Regions from separate parts of the Homo sapiens genome. Here region 2 is linked to region 1. Evidence: read pairs that join two places in POLR2A ChIA-PET (ENCODE). Cell type or tissue: IMR-90. All regions are shown on one strand. Each heading gives the region's core, and the rest is flanking DNA. Links, peaks and the distances in the headings are about the cores only.

Evidence for each region. Peaks named below come from ENCODE experiments on the same cell type or tissue, not always from the same donor. Only the 100,000 strongest peaks of a DNase experiment are listed, where the experiment ranks them.
Region 2: POLR2A ChIA-PET joins it to region 1 with 10 read pairs; 1 of 35 experiments calls an interaction of 5 or more read pairs at or near these places.

The regions. Positions count from the first base shown.
Region 1 is chr3:75,385,770-75,391,140 of GRCh38, forward strand. LOC124905452 (a long non-coding RNA gene) reads right to left here. Exons shown (of 3, transcript XR_007095964.1): 2 at 1,038-1,115. It also overlaps the pseudogene EVA1CP5. Among named protein-coding and RNA genes, the nearest start is that of LINC02018, 47 kb to the right of the region's middle. In IMR-90, for the core only: no CTCF peak of the experiment used is centred there; a DNase peak (open chromatin) is centred at 2,922; H3K27ac peaks cover 297 bases.
Region 2 is chr3:75,330,079-75,335,449 of GRCh38, forward strand. It overlaps the pseudogene MYLKP1. Among named protein-coding and RNA genes, the nearest start is that of LINC02018, 100 kb to the right of the region's middle. RefSeq lists an enhancer at 1,126-1,627. In IMR-90, for the core only: no CTCF peak of the experiment used is centred there; a DNase peak (open chromatin) is centred at 2,913.

The sequences.
Region 1 (5,371 bases), core at 145-5,144:
CTGAGGTCAGGAGTTCGAGACCAGCCTGACTAACATGGTAAAATCCCATCTCTACTAAAAGCACAAAAATTAGCAAGGTGTGGTGGTGGACGCCTATAATCCCAGCTACTTAGGGGACTGAGGCAGGAGAATCACTTGAACCCAGAGGCAGAGGTTGCAGTGAGTGGAGATTGTGCCACTGCACTCCAGCCTGGGTGAGAAAAAGCAGAACTCCAAAGAAAAAGAAGAAAGAAAGGAAGAAAGAAAGAAAAGAAAGAAGAAAGAAAGAAAGAGAGAGAGAGAGAGGGAGGGAGGGAAAGAAAGAAAGAGAGAGAGAGAAAAAGAAAGAAAGAGAGGGAGAGAGGGAGAGAGGGAAGGAGGGAGGGAAAGAAAGAGAGACAGAAGAATAAAGAAAGAGAGACAGGGCAAGAAAGAAAGAAAGAAGGAGAAGAAGGAAGGAAGGAAGAAAACGGAGAGAGGGAGGGAGGGAGGGAGGAAGGGAGGGAGGAAGGAAACTAAGGAGGAAGGTGGCGTGTACAGAGGTACAGAGGCCCTCAGGTCCTAGCCGGCCCTGGGTGAGAAGAGTGAAACTCCGAAGCAAAAGAAAGGAAGGAAGGAAGGAAGGAAAGAAGGAAGGAAGGAAACTAAGGAGGAAGGTGGCGTGAACAGAGGTACAGAGGTCCTTAGGTGCTAGCCGGCACTGGTGCCTACGCAGCAGCTCCCAATGGGCTCAGCTTTGCAAAAAGCTCATTGTGTAACCCAGGAAGCCCAAATTTATTTCTGAGCAGATGTCTTTTCAAAGTGATTTTCCTTTTAGGAAGTGAGAGGAGAATGAAGGGGAGGTTTATCCTACTTCTGATGTTAAAAAAGTCAAAACAAAATAAATTGGTCTTCATTGCAACTATTGGCTAAAGCACTAATCATCACCAGGACCGGTACCTCAAACACACCTCCTGACAGCCCCTTCCATTCTAATCAAGGTGTGCCCAACTGTGGTCACCCAGGGGCTGTTTACCTTTACTTAAAAAGAAATGCTGGCAGTAAGCCATAAAAATTACCATATTCAGCATCTTTCTGCTTCAAAGGTTTTAGATTAACAATGGCTGGATCAATCACTTTGAGTATGTTCTTGGGAACTAAAAGCCAAAAAGAAATATTTTAAATACGTGGTATATTTTTAAAATGTGGACTCAATATATTTTTAAATGCAATGTAGATAAGATTTTAAAATCACTTTCCAAATCGGTGCAAGAGTCACTCACTCTTCCTGTTAGATACACATACTTACACACAACCCAATGCTATCCATGTGATCATCAAATCCTCCAGAGAGGTGGTTTTAGGCCCATTTTGCAATATTTAAAAAATGGAGAATAAAAACAAGATATGATATATCCATCCAGCAGAATACACCTCAGTAATAAAAAGGAGTGAAGGCTCGGCATGGTGGCTTACACCTGTAATCCCACCACTTTGGGAGGTCGAGGTGGACAGATTACTTGAGGTCAGGAGTTCGAGACCAGCCTGGCCAACATATTCGAAACCCCGTCTGTACTAAAAATACAAAGTGAGCTGGGCGTGGTGGCACACGGCTGTAATCCCAGCTACTTGGGAGGCTGAGGCAGGGAGAATTGCTTGAACCTGGGAGGCAGAGGTGGCAGTGAGCGAACATCGCACCACTGCATTCCAGTCTGGGTGACAGCGTGAGACTTCAACTCTAAAAAAAAAAAAGTGAAGTACTGATATGATACATGCTACAACATGGATGAACCTCTGAAATATTACATTCAGTTAAAGAAGTCAGCCATGCACACACACACAAAACCATCCATTGCATAATTCCATTTGTATGAAATATTCAGAAAAGGCAAATCTAGAGAGAAAGTAGATGCGTGGTTACCTGGGACCGGGGGGTTGGAAATGGGGCAGTGATGGCAAATGGGCATAAGGGAGCTTCGGGGGATTGTGAAAATGTTTTAAAACTGGAGGGTAGTGATGGTTGCACAACTCTAAATTTACTAAAAATCATTGTATTGTATTCACGTGTAATAGAATTTTAAGAAAAATAAACAACACCTCAATAGAGTGGTTAACTCTGGGCCAGGCATGGTGGCTCACGCCTGTAATCCTGGCACTTTGGGAGTCTGAGGCAGGTGGATCACTTGAGTCAGGAGTTCAAGACCAGCCTGGCCAACATGGTGAAACCCCGTCTCTACTAAAAAATACAAAAATTAGCCGGACGTGCTCACTTGAACCCAGGAAGTGGAGGTTGCAGTGAGCTGAGAGTGTGCCACTGCACTTCAGCCTGGGTGACAGAGCAAGACTCCATCTCAAAAAAAAAAAAAAAAAAAAGAAAAAAAAAATATATATATATATGGTGGTTAACTCTGAAGATGAGCTTCCCTGGACTTAGTAAAGCAAAATGACTGTGACCAACTCAAAATTCACCATCAAACTCTCCCAGCACCTGCTCTTCTGCTTTCTACCCCAAGCTCTTTGCCTCTGTGTTTCCATCGTAAATCTGGAAAGAATTCGAAGATTCTGTGCTAAAGTGATTTGCTAAATATTATCAGAAAGGACTACAGAAAGATGCAGAGAGGACGGCAGCGTGACCGACTCCTTTGAAGGTGGTTTAAGACTCTGCTGAACTGACCCTAAGAATAAGCCCTGGGATGTCAGAATCCCCAGGCAAAGCAGCTGGCAGATGACGGCACCCACTGAAACAGAGGGCAGAGCAAGAATTCTGCAGGCCAAGCACACTGCCACAGGCTGGGAGAAGGGAGTGGAAACTGAATATTCCTACTACATAAAATTGCTTATTTTTATTAGTTCCTCAGCCCAGCTGAGATCTTGGAGAAGTAGCAACAGGAAATGGAAAGAAAGTGAAAACAAACTGCAAATTCAACTGCACTGCTTTTTAAAAAAAGAACAAGTGAGACATCTTCAGCAGCAAGAAAACCTTTTTTCCTTTCTTGGAGGGCTTAACTAAATTCTTCTGGAGATGTCCCAGGATCAACAACCACAGGACATTCCTAGATTGTGAGTTTTCCATGTACAGGAGGCCCTGGTGCCTTCGTGCCCATCAGCAAGGGAGACTTCCCAGGGAGGCCCGGTGAAGTTGCTGGAGGTGGCTGATGATTTCCAGGGCCTCGAGGAATGTCCCTTGGCTGTCCTCAGGGCACACCACTGATCCTGGGACCATGGCAGCTTCGAAGAGCTGAGCTGAGCTGCTGCAAAATGCTTTCTGCTTTAATTACCTCTCATTCATTTCTGGGCCCTGAGAAGGATGCAGTAGCCTGGGAAGTGTCAGCTCTCCCTGCCAGGGGTGGTACTTCTTTCTCATGTCTGCCTCTTCGCTTGTTCTCAAACTGTGGCTTCAGGAGGGCCTTGGCTCTTGGCAAATGCCAGAGGCTTTATAGTTTGAGAAAGAATCAGAATTTTGAAGAGGAGCTCAGAGAGGAAGGTCATTCTAGGATGCACTTTGCAGAATAACCAGGCAGTGAAAAGGTGAAATTGGCTGTGTATGACACAGGCCACCGCAGGGAATGTGCCCCTCTACTATGTGAAATTGGCTCTGATATCCAGAGAATCTTTTAGGACCTTTAAAATCACCATTGTCAACACACTTGTCAGATTTTTGCATCTCCTTGTTTCAAACTGTTTTAGAATGAGGTCAGGGACAGGGGTGTGATTGATCACCTTCCTGCTCCACTTCAGATATGTTGGTGAAAACATTAGGAAGCACTCTTCATGGAGCTCCTACTGTGTGCAGGACACTGTTCTCAACAGTTTAAACCAGGGCCATCTTCCTCCTCATCAACACCTTTCCTCTCCCACTCAGCAGATTCACTGTCTCAGCCCCTAGTGTGCAGCTAGTGTGCATGCCCTAGTGTTCACCCTACAGGATGCTTCTCTTTGGAAGACTTAAAACACCACCCCCAAGCTAAAATAGGCCCCCTCCACTGCTATAGTCTTCTTCCCTTTTCTAAAATAGCATTTGTCACAATAGGGCATGCTGATGTGTCTGGCTATTTGGTTAATGCTTGCCTTTCTCCCTCAACTGTTCACCCCATGAAAACAGGACCGTGTCTTTTTTTTTTTTTTTTTTTTGAGACAGAGTTTCACCCTTCTCACCCAAGCTGAGTGCAGTGGTGAGATCTCAGCTCACTGCAACTCCGCCTACCAGGTTCAAGTGATTCTCCTTGTCACAGCCTCCCGAGTAGCTGGGATTACAGGCATGCCCCACCATGCCCAGATAATTTTGTATTTTCAGTAGAGACGGGGTTTCACCATGTTAGCCAGGATGGTCTCGATCTCCTGACCTCATGATCTGCCTGCCTCGGCCTCCCAAAGTGCTGGGATTACAGGCGTGAGCCACAACGCCCAGCATTAGTTTAGTTTTTTAGAGACAGGGTTTCACTCTGTTACCCAGGCTGGAGTGCAGTGGTGCAATCATAGCTCACTGCAGCCTTGAACTCTTGGGCTCAAACCTAGGCTCAAGGGATCCTCTCACCTCAGCTTCTCAAGTACCTGGGAATATATGAATGCACACCATGCCCAGCTTACATTTATTTGTTTAAAAGACAAGAAAGAGGCTACGCACAGTGGCTCACACCTGTAATCCCAGCATTTTGGGAGGGAGGCTGAGGCAGGAGGATCGCTTGGGCCCAGAAGTTGGAGACCAGCCTGGGAAACATAGCAAGGCCTCATCTCTAATTAAAAAAAAAAAAAAGCAAGAAAGATGATATGATACCAAATCAAATCATTTCCTTTACTAGGAAAAGGGCAAAAACAAGGCACGGTGTCAGTTAAGAATCCCTCTTTAGAGAAGCATGAAAAGTCTGCCCCAAATCTGGTAAATCCAGGAACAACTGACTATCAAGCTGATGGTGCATTCTAGGTTAGGATGATTTGGACCAGGTTGTACTTTGTTCCCAAAGAATTCAAGGAAAAGTTTGTTTGTTTAATCTGCTTAACATAGTAAAATCTTCCTTTGCAATGTCATACAAAGTTGGCATTACATGTGCACTGTTGAAGAAAACATAGTTAATTGTTTTTTTTAAAGAATGTACTCCAAAACCATTTAATTAGTAAAAATGTTTAATAATGATTTCTTTTTTGTTTTTTTTTTTTTTTTTTTTTTGGAGACGGAGTCTCGCTCTGTTGCCCAGGCTGGAGTGCAGTGGCGTGATCTCTGCTCACTGCAAGCTCCACCTCCCGGGTTCATGCCATTCTCCTGCCTCAGCCTCTGGAGTAGCTGGGACTACAGGAGCCCACCACCACACCTGGCCAATTTTTTGTATTTTTAGTAGAGACAGGGTTTCACCGTGTGAGCCAGGATGGTCTCAATCTCCTGACTTCGTGATCCACCTGCCTTGGCCTCCCAAAGTGC
Region 2 (5,371 bases), core at 127-5,126, 56 kb before region 1:
CTTAGATTTAGGGCAGGACCCTCTCATTCTGTGGTCACCCTTTATTTTCTCAGCTCTTATTTAAAAAGAAGAAACAAAGAATCTCTGGACAACAGCCAAGGCAGGCATCCAGAAGTAGGAATACTTTTCTGTAAGTATATAATATAATCAATCAATCGATCAGCTAATAAAAGGGGAAGGAGAAAGGCTAACACTGCTAGGGACTGTGATGGAGCAGCTCGGTCTAGACAGATAGGCCCTGGTGGTGGGCCTGCTCAGTGACCCTGACTCTGACTCCATGATCCCTTAACAGGGAGGTAGTTCCTTTCCCTCTCCTTCTCAGGAATGGAAGCACCCTCAACCCCCCACTCATTGATAATGCTCTCAGATCAGAAGTTTTTGTGTTAAAAACCCAACAAGTGTTTTCCTACATGAGTGGCCCTTTCTCTTCTTCCTTCAGGTGGGGAGGGCTCTGGATTCTTCCTGTCCATAAACCTGGTCAGTCTCCTGCTGGTGCACAGAGGCTCAGGCCCTCTGCTCAGGGGAGGGGCTGTACCCTGCCTGGCTGCAGTGCAGTGGATTTGCAGCAGATTGTCCCTCCAACCCCATAAGGCTGCCACCTGCTAGCATTTCTGAGCTCTGACCAGCCAAGAAGGTTCTGCTCAGGCTAGGGGAAGGGGTGGGGGCAAGTCTGCAAGCCAGAGGTGACTAGTGATGGTTATAACAACTGCATTTCATACAGCACCCTCCAGCTTTCATGACACCCACACACAGTTCTTTCTTGATATCTACAGCATGCCAGAGAGGCATAGAGTACTGCCATGCCCAATTTAAAGATAAGGAAAGGGGGCTCTGGGGTGGGACCCTCAGGGTCTCTGACAACAGTGCTCCCACTCATGCCCCTGGATGTGGCTGTCTCACTAGCACTCAGACCCAATAGCAGATGTGCCAAGCTCTGTGACAGATTCTTTACATGAAACATCTCATTTAATCTTAGAACAGCTCTGTGAGATTAGAGTCAGCACTGTTTTTATAAGGTAAGAAAAATGAGGCTTATAAAGGTAAAGTAGTCCAGGTGCAGTGGTTCACGCCTGTAATCCCAGCACTTTGGGAGGCTGAAGTGGGAGGATTGCTTGAGTTCACGAGTTTGACACCAGCCTGGGCAACATAGCAAGACCTCACCTCTATTAAAAAATAATAATACTAAAGGTCAAGGTTAAGTAATTTGCCTAAACTCACAGAGCGTGCTAGTGGAGGGAGGGGTTGGGACCTGTGACGCTATGACCTTTGCACCCCACCCTACTGTGCTTATCAGTACAAATCTGGTCTGGGACATGTGTGTGTCCATGCACGTATGTAGATATCAACCATACACATGATGCACACATATACTGGTCTAGCTGGTGGGCACCTGCCCCTGGAGGTCTGTGTTTGGGAATATGTGCACATATGAGTTACACCCACCTGGACAGGCATCTGAGCATGTGTTCTTGTACGTTCTGCTGGCGTGTGTGGGTCTCCACCTCACTCTGCCTGGCCTCCCTCCCAGTGGATGGACACTGGCAGCCCATGGCCTGGCCCAGGATTCTCAGGGGCTCTGGGGTGCTGCTCACCATTGGGTGCTGGCACCCATTTGAAGCAAGGAGAAGCCAATCATTGCTATCCTCCAGCCTCCCCTCGCCTGCTGGGCTCCCCTCTCCTGCTGAGCTCCCCTCCTTTGTCCTTCTCCCCAGTGCCCTCGTGCTGTCCCAGGCTGTGCTGGTGCAGGTGCCTTCCTGACTGCCTTAGCTCTTTCACTTCTCTCACCACCCTGGCCATGCATCCCATAGCCTGTCCCCTCCCAGCCACCCTCCTCAATGCTCAGGCTCTCAGAGGGCACAGATTCAAGGTGCAGGGAGTCTCAAGTCTGGAGAATTTTGAGTTCAGGGTGTTCCTTTGCTCAACAAACAGCAGTTAGAAACCTCATGGGTGCCAGGCCCTGGGAAGACTAAGAGGTCCTCAGCGTGCCCCGAGTTCTCAACACTCAGAAAGGCTTATGGGCTTTGGGTGAGCTTGTAGAATAACCATGTGAGGTCACCCTGCTTCTGCCAGGCTGCTGGCCAGTGTCAGGCCACTCTTTTCCTACTTTTAAGCACAGCCTTGTGGTGCCTGGATTGACATGGAGCAGGAAGATGAGATGCCCAAGGGCTGTGTTTGCCTGGCAGTCCTTTCAGCATCTCCTCAGCAGAGTTTCCTCCTGTCACCAGTAGAACACAGCCCAGATGCAAACATCAGGAGCAGACACTGCCCAGATGGCTGCTTTACCCCAGCTGAACTCCTGAGAGGCTTTGGTGGTGGCCAGCCCTGTGCACCAAGCTGGAGTAAGCCGTCTCTCCCCATGGGGGAAGCAGATGAGGGCTTCTTTCACTTTCCATGACCTGTGCTCAAGGTGGGGAGCACAGACTCAGATAAGCTTCTCAAGGGCTCCTGACCAATCTACCCCCAGGCCTTACCCTGTGGCACCCAGCAGTCTAAGGGGTCAGAGGAAGGTGGAGGACTTGGTACCAAGGCTGACCCATTAGGTGGAACATCCGGTGGTGAGGGTGATCTAGTGGTAACCATTCCTACAGCCATACACTTAAATCTCTGCTGGGCCTTAAAGACAAACCATGGGTTCATTTGCAGCCTACAAAGTTCATAGTGGCCTCCTGCCTGGGACCCACATGTCAGATCACCTAAGCTGCTGGAACAGGGTCTTGGGGCCATCTTTGACATCTGCACATACCTAGTTACAAAATCAGGGCTGGGACTGAAGATGAGGCCCCATCCCAGGAGCTGCCACAGAGCATATGGGGCTATCATCCTATATACTGAAACTTTCACAAATAAACAGAGTCCTTTTGCCTCGGCTTACTAAGCCCTGAATAAGAGTCCCACTCTTTGATTACAAAGCCTTGGATCCTGTCCCACCCTGAATCATCGACCTCTTGGATGGTTTTATATGGAAAAATCAGTTTAAAGAACTAATTTCCTGGCAAGTATCAAGTGTTTCAAGTATTCCAGCTGGAATTTTGACCTGACTTTTTGTCATTTCCCCTTTTGGCACAGTAGACAAGAGCTAGGAAGGGAAGAGAGGCAGAAACTACCCACCCATACCTGCCTCACAACCCTAGCAGGGACAAGCAGGATCTGCCCACCCCTCTGCCCTTGTACACCAGACCCCCGGCTCCCTCCCAGCCATCCAGTCGTTCCCCTCGAAAGGCACCCTGCTCTAGGTCTAGGTCACTGGAGGAGCGAGGTCTCTGGCAGGCCTGCCACGTACCCTCAGGAAACTCTACTGACTTGCTTCTTCTCAGGTGGGGACAAAGCCAAGGCCAGGGCAGTGGCCTCTGAAAGGAATGAAGAGGCTGGACTTTGGGGAAGAAAAAGAGGCAAAGGCTGCAGGCTGGAGGCTCTAGTGTGGTTTCCCAGGTCCTTCCAGTTCCCTGTGCACTTGGGAGAAACTCCCCATGCAGAGCCATAAGGAATGGAAGAGCATCTGATTTAAGTCAAAAGATGAGGGCTTGAACTTGGGCTCTGTTACTTGCCTTTGGGTGGCCACAAACAAGTCCATGACCCTGAGACCTCACTGTCCCCCGTTATTAAACAATGATGAGGCTAGATAACTTCTGAAACCCCTTCCAGCTGGGACAATCTAAATTTTTTTTTTTTTTGAGACGGAGTCTCGCTCTGTTGCCCAGGCTGGAGTGCAGTGGTGCGATCTCGGCTTACTACAAGCTCCACCTCCCAGGTTCAGGCCATTCTCCTGCCTCAGCCTCCCGAGTTGCTGGGACTACAGGCACCTGCAAGCACACCCAGCTAATTTTTTGTATTTTTAGTAGAGACTGGGTTTCACCATGTTAGCCAGGGTGGTCTTGATCTCCTGACCTCATGATCCGCCAACCTTGGCCTCCCAAAGTGCTGGGATTACAGGCATGAGCCACCATGCCCGGCCGGGACAGTCTCAATTTTATGACTGTCCCCAGCTGGCCCCAGATAGTCTGCCTGCCGACCTCCTGGTGCACGCCTCCTCTCTGGCCTGGCAAACTTCCCACAGCCCTTTGCTTGGCTCTGCCCCCACCCCACCCTTTCTTGCTCAGCCTACTCAATAGCTAAGCCTTATCACATTTGCCAAGACTCAGCCTTCCTTCTCCATCAAAATCCCAAAACAAGCTCATCTCCTCTAGGATGTCTGGCTTGAGTAATGTAAGCATTATCTCAAAGTGCTACTCCTTCTATACGACAAGATCATCAGCACATATTTTTACACATCATCAGTTTCCATTCTTTGTACTGACCTATGGGGTAAGTGTGTACCTTCTCCCCATTTTGGAGGCAGAGTGGCCTTCCTGGTAATAACTAGTTCAAGCATAAGGCAAAGGCAGTTGATGCATTCTGAGTGTACTGCTAATAATAGTAGGGTGACCAGCAGCTCACAAGCATCCCATCACTTGACCGCAACAGACATGTCATTGAGCTCAGCTGAGATTAGCCTTGCCTAAATCAGCAGAACTTTCTAGGATACCCAAAGACTCCTAAGAAATAATAAAACTGCTTAAAAAATCTAGTTATTTTTAATAGTTATTAAGTATTGGGTTGGTTTGTTACGCAGCAAAAGATAACTGATACAGGTATAAAGCACATGGTCACAAAGGACCTAAGGGGATAGGGTACATATTAGGTTTTGCATTAGCCTTGGCATTTAGCTCTAGAGCCTATTTGTAGCTCAGAGCTGTGAATATGATGGCTCAGTATGGGGAGATGATAAAGTACAGGCAAGAAAGCCACTTGCAAAGTGGTCATGCACCCGGGCCAGGACAGGTCTAACCATCCTCAGGATGTGGCACCACCTCCTATTTGTAGGTTAGGTGCAGACAAATGCTCTTCTTCGATGCTTACACCAACCCCAGGACCCACAGAAGGCATTCTGTCCCCACCAATCCAGGGCTGGCATAGGATTTTAAGAGACAGAGCATTTTCAAGGTAAAAGAGCATTTCTGAATCACATTCATCTAATAAATAGCTACCCAGTGTGGACTATGGGCTCGCCACTGTTCTAGGCCTGGCAATGTAGCAGTGTGCCTCATGGAGCTGACCTTCCTGTGCAACCTAGCAAGACCTTGAAAAGGAGAGAAGAAGGTAATGGGGAAATGTAACCTCCCTGTGGTAGTTTTAAAATGTCTGCAAATTCTTCTCTCCAAGAGGCGGAACTGAATTTACCTCCCCTTGAGTATGGGCTGTACTTAGTGACTCACTTCTAACAAAGTCGGACGTGATGGCATGTGGCTTCCAACCGTAGGTCTTAAAAGACACTGCAAGCTCCGACCTGGGCTCCCTCTTTGATCACTAGCTCTGGGGAAGCCAGCTGCCATGC